Regions from separate parts of the Mus musculus genome. Here region 1 is linked to region 2. Evidence: chromatin contacts called from ENCODE Hi-C or POLR2A ChIA-PET data. All regions are on one chromosome and are shown on one strand. Each heading gives the region's core, a stretch centred on a gene start or an enhancer-like site at or near the end of the contact. The rest is flanking DNA. Distances are from core to core; before and after follow the strand shown.

Evidence for each region. A loop is a pair of places that touch in the nucleus more often than their neighbours do. ChIA-PET counts read pairs that join two places held with the same protein, here RNA polymerase II (POLR2A).
Region 1: POLR2A ChIA-PET joins it to region 2 with 10 read pairs in embryonic stem cell. The contact joins the enhancer-like site here to the promoter of C130036L24Rik in region 2. A Hi-C loop is called at or near these places in 1 of 37 maps with a recorded cell type or tissue (regulatory T cell). POLR2A ChIA-PET finds 5 or more read pairs at or near these places in 4 of 5 experiments (Patski and embryonic stem cell).

The regions. Positions count from the first base shown.
Region 1 is chr1:86,445,398-86,449,174 of GRCm38, forward strand. No RefSeq gene overlaps it. Among named protein-coding and RNA genes, the nearest start is that of Gm32700, 5.8 kb to the left of the region's middle. Within about 2 kb of position 2,445, at least 2 of the 3 ENCODE cell types and tissues checked have a DNase peak (open chromatin) inside an H3K27ac peak, as active enhancers do.
Region 2 is chr1:86,357,281-86,361,135 of GRCm38, forward strand. C130036L24Rik (RIKEN cDNA C130036L24 gene) reads left to right here and starts at 2,304. Exons shown (of 2, transcript NR_015507.3): 1 at 2,304-2,727. It overlaps Ncl (nucleolin), which reads right to left and starts at 2,175. Exons shown (of 14, transcript NM_010880.3): 1 at 1,926-2,175; 2 at 827-943; 3 at 1-172. The coding sequence starts at 1,943.

The DNA.
Region 1 (3,777 bases), core at 1,195-3,694, 88 kb after region 2:
AGTTCCCACTTTGCGACCACTAATTTGCTTTATGGGTTTTTATTTTAATTACAACTACCGGCCCAGAAATTTATGAGATTCAAATAGTGAAGTTGTTTGTTGATGGAAAAGTCTGCTCCGGGTCCTATCAGCTGTAGTGTGGATCCGGTCCTATTTCGTCTCTTTATACTTATGGGTCTCTTCAGGCTTTTGTATAGCCTCCTATACAAAAGGGAGTGCCTGTGACTTGCCAACTAATAAGAATACTGCAAAGATGCCCGGCAGTGGTATAGCACGCCTTTAATCCCAGCACTCGGGAGGCAGAGGCAGGCAGATTTCTGAGTTCGAGGCCAGCCTGGTCTACAAAGTGAGTTCCAGGACAGCCAGGGCTACACAGAGAAACCCTGTCTCAGGAAAAAAAAAAAAAAAAAAAAAAAAAAAAAAAAAAAGAATACTGCAAAGGTGATTGTGTCACTTACTAGACTGTGAGGACAGTTTTGCTAGGCTACCTTCGTCCCTGCTTGTGTTAAAAGAACAAGCTGCTCGTGTGTGCTGAAGGCCCTGTGGCAAAGACACCAGAACACCAGCTAGAGAGCCAGTGTGGCAAAGACGCACAATCGCAGCACTTGGGAAGACAAAGCAAATTCAACAGTGCAGGGTCATCCTTGGCTACAGAGTGAGATCGAGGACAGAGACGTGAGGCTTGGTCTTTGAACAAAATGTAGTCATGTTAATAAAGGTCCAGCTACCACCAGACAGGAAACTGGCCCAGGGTCCAGGGTTTGGAAGGTGGCTCACAGGAGCTGGGCGTGGTGACACTCCCTTGATCCCAGCACTCGGGAGGCAGAGGCAGATGGATTTCTGTGTTTAAAGCCAGCCTGTTCTACATAGTGAGTGCCAGAAAAGCCAGAGCTATGGAGAAAGACCCTGTCTCAAACAAACCAAAGGAGGTCAGGGCTTGGGGGGAAGAAAGCAAACAAAAGCCTAAAAGCCTGTACTAAATTCTGCCTACAGTCCTGAGATTAGAAACTTTTCTTTCCCCAGAGGATCTTTTATTGTTATTTCGAGACAGGTTTTCTTTTTGTAGCCTTGACTGTCCAGGAACTAGCTGTAGACCAGGTTCGTAGATATCCACCTGCCTTTACTCTACCTTCCAGTGCTGGGATTAAAGGCAGGTGCTACCACCCAGCTCTCTAGTGGATCTTTAGCTAGGACCTCAGCCTTGGCCATACTTTGTAGCCTTGCAAAATACCTAGCCCAGATCTTTCCTCTCCTATTTATTTATAGGTATGTTTATTTTATGTATATGGGTGTTTTGCCTGCATGTACATATGTGTACCGTACCATATGCATGCCTGGAACCTGTGGAGGTCACAAGAGGGCACTGGTTCCTCCTGGAACGAGAGTTCAACCACTTCGTCTTTGAATTCCCAGTTGTCAATCATAAGGCTAGTCATTTCCCACTATGTTCCTACTGCCTACTGACTAAGTGCCAGGTCTCCTGTTAGGTGTAAGATGCGGACAACACAGAATAGCATGCTTCTTGGAGGCCAGTAGTCTGATGACATCACCAGAGATATGGACCCACCCTCTTCACACAAGACCAGGCCTCCTTGTCCTTATTTTTCAACAGGACCCACAGCAGCCGTCAAAGGTCTCTGTTTATGAAATGAATGCTTGCCGTGAGTTCAGGCAGGTGTTAGGAAATATACAAACTTAAAACATAGCCCCCCAGTCCTACACATACACACTATATATATATATATATATGTGTGTGTGTGTGTGTATATGTGTGTATTTATATATATATTATATATGTGTGTGTATATGTATATATATTATATGTATGTATGTATATATGTATGTATGTATATATATATATGAGCAAAAGCCACAAAGTTGTGGGGGTATCTGATTTAGTGATGTCCCCTGAACTTGACATTCTCGTCTAAAGAGGACATCGGCTGACTTGGCTTACCTGTCCTGAGCGGAGGCTTTGGGGATGGGGTGCTGGGATTAAGCCGAAGCTTCAGCAGCCTGTGATGGTTAATGTCGGCTAGCGTTATATGTTGCAGTCAAATGTCTGAACTGGGGGTGGGGTGGGGTGGGGGGAATCCTGTGCCAGTGATCACAGATTTCAGCATCTGATTTATCTGAACCTTGGAGGACTTTTGCAACAAGGTACAAAGCAAGTGCCCTATGGGCACATACAACTGGGCTTTATTACCCTGAACCCTGCTGTCCCCCACTATCTAGAGCTGATTACATAGGCTGTTCAGTGACTGTTGATAGTCCCACCCAATAGGACCTCAAGGAGTACTGCCATGGAAAACAGCCCACCCCGCCCCCACTTCTGGCCATCATAGGCAAACCCGGTGAACCCTGTGTTCATTTCTCTGGGTAGTCCCCTTTTCCAAGAAAGGGGTACAACTCTTGCCCAGCGCCCCCAGCTGAGGAGCCTGGAACTTGGCCAGGGTTGCACCGCGCATTCTCATTGGCTCCATCGCGGAAGGGTTTTCTGCTCGGGCTCAGCTCTGCACCTGGGGCCTCCGCTATCTCCACTCAGAATTTCCAGGGCGCTTGAAATCCGCCAATGGAAAGCCCCCACCCAGCATCTGGGCAGCGAGGAGAAGGCCTCCAGGCACCTCTCAAGTCTGACAGGGTTCCTGGAAGACTGCCTGGAGTTTTGCTTCCTTCTCTGGAACTTGTTTACTTCAGCTTGCAGTCTCTCCCCTGGGGCTGGTGGGAGCCTCATCCCGAGGGCAAGGGAACTTGTATATGTGTTTGTTCCTCCACTCCAGTTTGCTCTCCCGGTCTTCTGGGCAGAACCCATGTTTCCTTCTCATTTAGGTTGAAGAGAAATATCCCAGAACATGTGGGGAGTGGAGGTTGGGAGCATACAACTGCCCTTTCCCCTGTCTAGAGTCTAGAATGTCCCAGATTCTGTGAAACCCTCATTCTCTCACTTTTCTGTTGAATCCTCGAGATTTGGTGACTCCCAGCTCTGATCTGACCTCTAGGCCGAGGGTGGTGTTTCACTCATCCTCTGAGACTTGGCAGGCCATTCTAGAAGGACGACTGGGTTACACTATTTCCTTGGGGCCCCTGGCTTCAGTACAGGACACAGCTCACGGGCTAATGCACTCCTCTGCAGGCTTCTAGCAGCTGGGGAGTGATTCATGATGCTGAATGCCAGGGAGGGAGGGAGAGAAGAAAGGAAAGGAAGGAGGGAGAGAGGGAGGGGAGAGAAGGAAGGGAAAACTCTTTTTTCCTCCATGCTGGGTTTTGAACCTAGGATGTTAAAGCTTGCTAGGTAAACATTCTGCCACGGAGCCGCATCCCAAACTCTCTTTATCTCTTTTCAAATTCTTTTTTTTTTTTTTTTTTTTGGCTTGGTTTTTGTTTTTTGAGACAGGGTTTCTCTGTGTAGCCCTGGCTGTCCTGGACCACACTCTGTAGACCAGGCTAGCCTCGAACTCAGAAATCTGCCTGCTTCTGCCTCCCAAGTGCTGGGTGGCTGCCTGGCTTCAAATTCTTAAAAAAAAAAAATTATATATATATATATATATATATATATATACACACACACAACATACATACATACTATGTAGCCATCTTCAGACATACCAGAAGAGGGCATCAGATCCCATTACAGAGCCACCACGTAGTTGTTGGGAATTGAACTCAGGACCTCTCTCTTAACCACTGAGCCATCTCTCCAGCTCCTAAACCCCCTTTTCAAATTCTTTTTCTTAAGTTAATTTTTATGGGTATCTGGCTTTCATGTATGTCTGAGCA
Region 2 (3,855 bases), core at 1,054-3,553:
CTTTGGCTGGTGTAATGTTTTTCTTAGCTGGTGTGGCTACTGCCTTTTTGCCTGGGGTCACAGCTGCTTTCTTAGCTGGTGTGGGAACTGCAGCCTTTTTTGTTTGTGAAACAACCACCTTCTTTGCTGGGGTTGTGGTAGCCTTTTTGCCTTTTTTCTGAGGGATGACAACCTTGAAAGCAAACAAATCATAAGCATTCCTTTATACCCAATGCTACATTAAGAGACTAACTTTGAGCACAAGAAAATGGACATTAGATAGGCTTAAAAAAAAAAAAACAAACAACCAAGAACTGGAGAGATGACTCAAAAGTTAAGCACATGTGTTACTCTTGTAACATGTAACATTCACATGTGGCTTTAACTCCAGTTCCAGGGGATCCAAGTACATTCTAGTATGAGGGTACCAAGCATGCTTAATGGGTGCGCGCACACACAAAGATAAACATTAAACCCTGAAATAAGGAGACATGGCTTTCAATACTTTAAAAAAAAAAAAACTGGACTCAGCACCTGAGCTTTTCTAAGAAATCTGATTGAGCATGACCATAACAACGGTCTTGAGACAAGGTTTCACTATGTACTACTCCCTGCTTGCCTGGAACTCAAAATTCTGCCTGTTTCTGTCCCCTGTTTTGCCGACTGTCTTGCAGAAGGAAGGAAGGAAGGAAGGAAGGAAGGAAGGAAGGGAGGGAGGGAGGGAGGGAGGGAGGGAGGGAGGGAGGGAGGAAGGGGCTTGCCATTCAACCATTTACTACATATCCTGTATTTCTAAGACTTCCAGACATTCAATTCCACCGGTTTATTGCTGCAAATAGCTTCTTACCTCCTCTTCTCCACTGCTGTCATCTTCATCTTCTGACATTTCTTCATCTTCACTATCCTCTTCCACCTCCTTTGGAGGAGGAGCCATTTTCTTGGCCTCACCGTGGGTTTTGCCAGCCTACAAACGCACACAAAAATTGCACGCATTTTCAGTCACTTTGCCTTTGGCCACCACCTTTTTCTTACTAAAGGACACAAGCATAAAGACTTCTTCTTGGCCAGGCATGGCATTCTCCTGGCAGTTTTTTCTGCGAACCGCGCATAATTTTTTTTTCCTTCTCACAGATAACTGAGCAGACAGAACTCTACACCAAGAAACAGCCACAGGTTATAAAGTCTCCTAGTCGTGGCCATCTATTTTCTGGCATCTTCCACAAAAAAAAAAAAAAAAAAAAAAAAAAAACCCAGTTAAAGGGATCCCTTTAAGTTATTTGCTGGGGAAGGGGGTATCTCGAAATCACCTCTTAAAGCAGCACCACGTAACCCAACTGCTTCCCACTTTCTCTCGCTTCCAGCCCCACCACGTGGAGTCACCACGCCGCCACCTCAGGGGTCCACCACGTGTCCATCCCGGTCACCGGCAGAGACAGCAGATCGCCGGGCCACCCATCCATCCCCACGCTGCCGTCCCCCTTTCCGGGGTACTACAGACACTCCCCCACTGCCCCGGGTCGCGCGACACGTGCGGGGCTCCGCAGAGCACGTGGCGGGCCGCGCACCAGAGCACGTGCGCGGGGAGGCGGGGCCCCGGGACCGCTCGCCGCCTAAGGTTGGCCCTCTCTTCCCACGCCGTGCCCCTATCCGCTCTCAGCTCCTCCGATCTCTCCTCACACCGTCCCCTCCCGCCCGCTACATCCGAACCCTCGATATCGCCCTCCCGGAAACCTGCCTCCGCTCTTCTCATCCCCCTAAGTCAGAGGGCAAGCACCGCGAGACCTCCCGCTAGTCGCGCGAGACTTTCCCCCCCAGCATGGCGCCCTCGAACGCGCCCGGGATTGCGCGCAAGCCCTCCTCCCCTCCGCGACGGACGGGCGGGCGCGCGCGCGTCCCTCCGAAAGCAGGGGCCTAGTCGTCCGCGTCGGCGCGCCAAGGCCTCTTACCTTTGCGAGCTTCACCATGGTGGCGGATTACGGCGGCGGCGCGTGTGGAGAGCGAGCAGCTCGGAAGAGCTCAGCGGAAGCCACACGAAAGCGACTGCAGTAGCGGGTACCGACGACTCTGGAGCACGTACAACCGCCTGCCAGCTACAGCTAGCGTCTGAGGCAAAAGACTGAGCCTGCCCAGTAATCGCCTCTGGAAAGGCGACGAAGGGGGTCCTCGTGACTTCGGCTCCACCAACCAGAGCTCGCGTCCGTCCCCGGAGCCAACCGCGAGCCTTAACGCGGGGCAGCGTGAGGCGGGCCTAAGGCTTGACGAGGGCGGGGCTCTTAGGGGCGGGGCCTGACGTCTGCTCCTGAGGGCGGGACTCGTTTGGGCCCAGGCGGACGTTGACTGGTCAGTGTGCGGGTCCTTTGAATGCTCCTGAGCGCCGGGCTCTCCCCACGCCTGCGCAGTGGGACGGGCGAGTTTGGCGCGGCTTGTGTGTGAGGCGCGGGTAGGTGGCGGCGTGGCCCGGATTCCCTCAGGTGTTCCGAGGCAGCATGGGCGGCGATGCTCAGGTGGTCTGGGCGTTTCTCGGTGCTTTCCCCCGCGCCGCGTGGTCCTGCTGAAGAACGCCGGAAGGCCTAGGGTTCCCTCGGGCTGATGAGCGGGCCTCGGCCTGTTCTCCGCGGAGTCGCGAACGGCTTCTTGGCTATGATGCGAGTCCCCGCTTTCCTGAGAGCTCCTAATAAAAGCAGTTGTGCGTGTGTGTGTGTACGAGCAGTGCACAAGCGATCCATGTAATGTCGGTGACCTCTCGCGGTAGGTATAACTCCAGGTTCAGAGAGGTGACTTCCTGGTGTGGTGGGGAGAAGTACTCGGCCCGCCTGTGACCACGCTCACAGGTTCCCTCCATGGCGGGGGGAACGAGAGAGTTGTCTGGCGTTGCTTTAAATGGATTGCAACCAACTGGTTCCAAGCATAGCACACAGGCGCCCTTCATCAGCTAACAACATCCACTAGAAATGACCTGTGGAGTTTTCGTCCGGAGTTGAGATAGGACTTTATTCTTTACTGTCCTAGAGCACACATGTAGACCATGTTAGCCTCGACCTGTATCGGCACGCCTGGCCCGACCTAGGAGATGTTATTTTATGAGACAGGTTTTCTCTGTGTATTCCTGGCTGCCCTGGGACTCACGCTGTAGTCCAGGCTGGCCTTGAACTCAGAGATCCCCCTGCCTCCCTAGTGCTGTGATTAAAGTCATATGCCATCATACCTGACTTCAACCTCGGGAGATTTTAATGCGAGTGGGATGTGTTGAGTCCCCAAGTTTTTTTATCTGAACTCGGGCCTTTGGAGATAAGTAGAAATAGTCACTGTGTGATGCTTACTTACTACGGCCTTCCCAACGCGGTGGAGGGCAGCCACAGCTACACACCAGTGCGCTCTTGTCAGGGCAGGAGATGGCGAACCCGAGTTGTGGTGTGGGGGCATTGTCTTTATAGCGAGACCGGTCACACCTTGTACTGTATATTATGGAACCAAGGGAGACTCTTGGGTAGAGAGGTAGGAAGGGTGGTGTGAGGAAGACTCTAGATATTTCCAAGCAGAGCAAGCTAAAGGCATTCGGGAGGAGACAAGAAGATGAGCTGTGAGTGTGAAATGACTTGGGTGACATGGCTTCCTTTGTCAATCCAATCTATCTGTATGGGCTATCCTCAGCCCTCTGGTGTACAGTGCCACTAAGAGACCTCTGCTTGCACCCAAGGTTAGTTACACTCTCAGATATCAGCTGCCTAGTACTTTTCTTGGCCATTTATTGTTCATTTGCCCCTTCCCCAGACAGCACAGACTGTTGTCTGCTTTATTCTTGGTACCTAAAGCATTGCCTGGCATATGATAGTGTTGGAAATTACTTGCTAACTGGAGTGAACAGAAGTTTGAGTG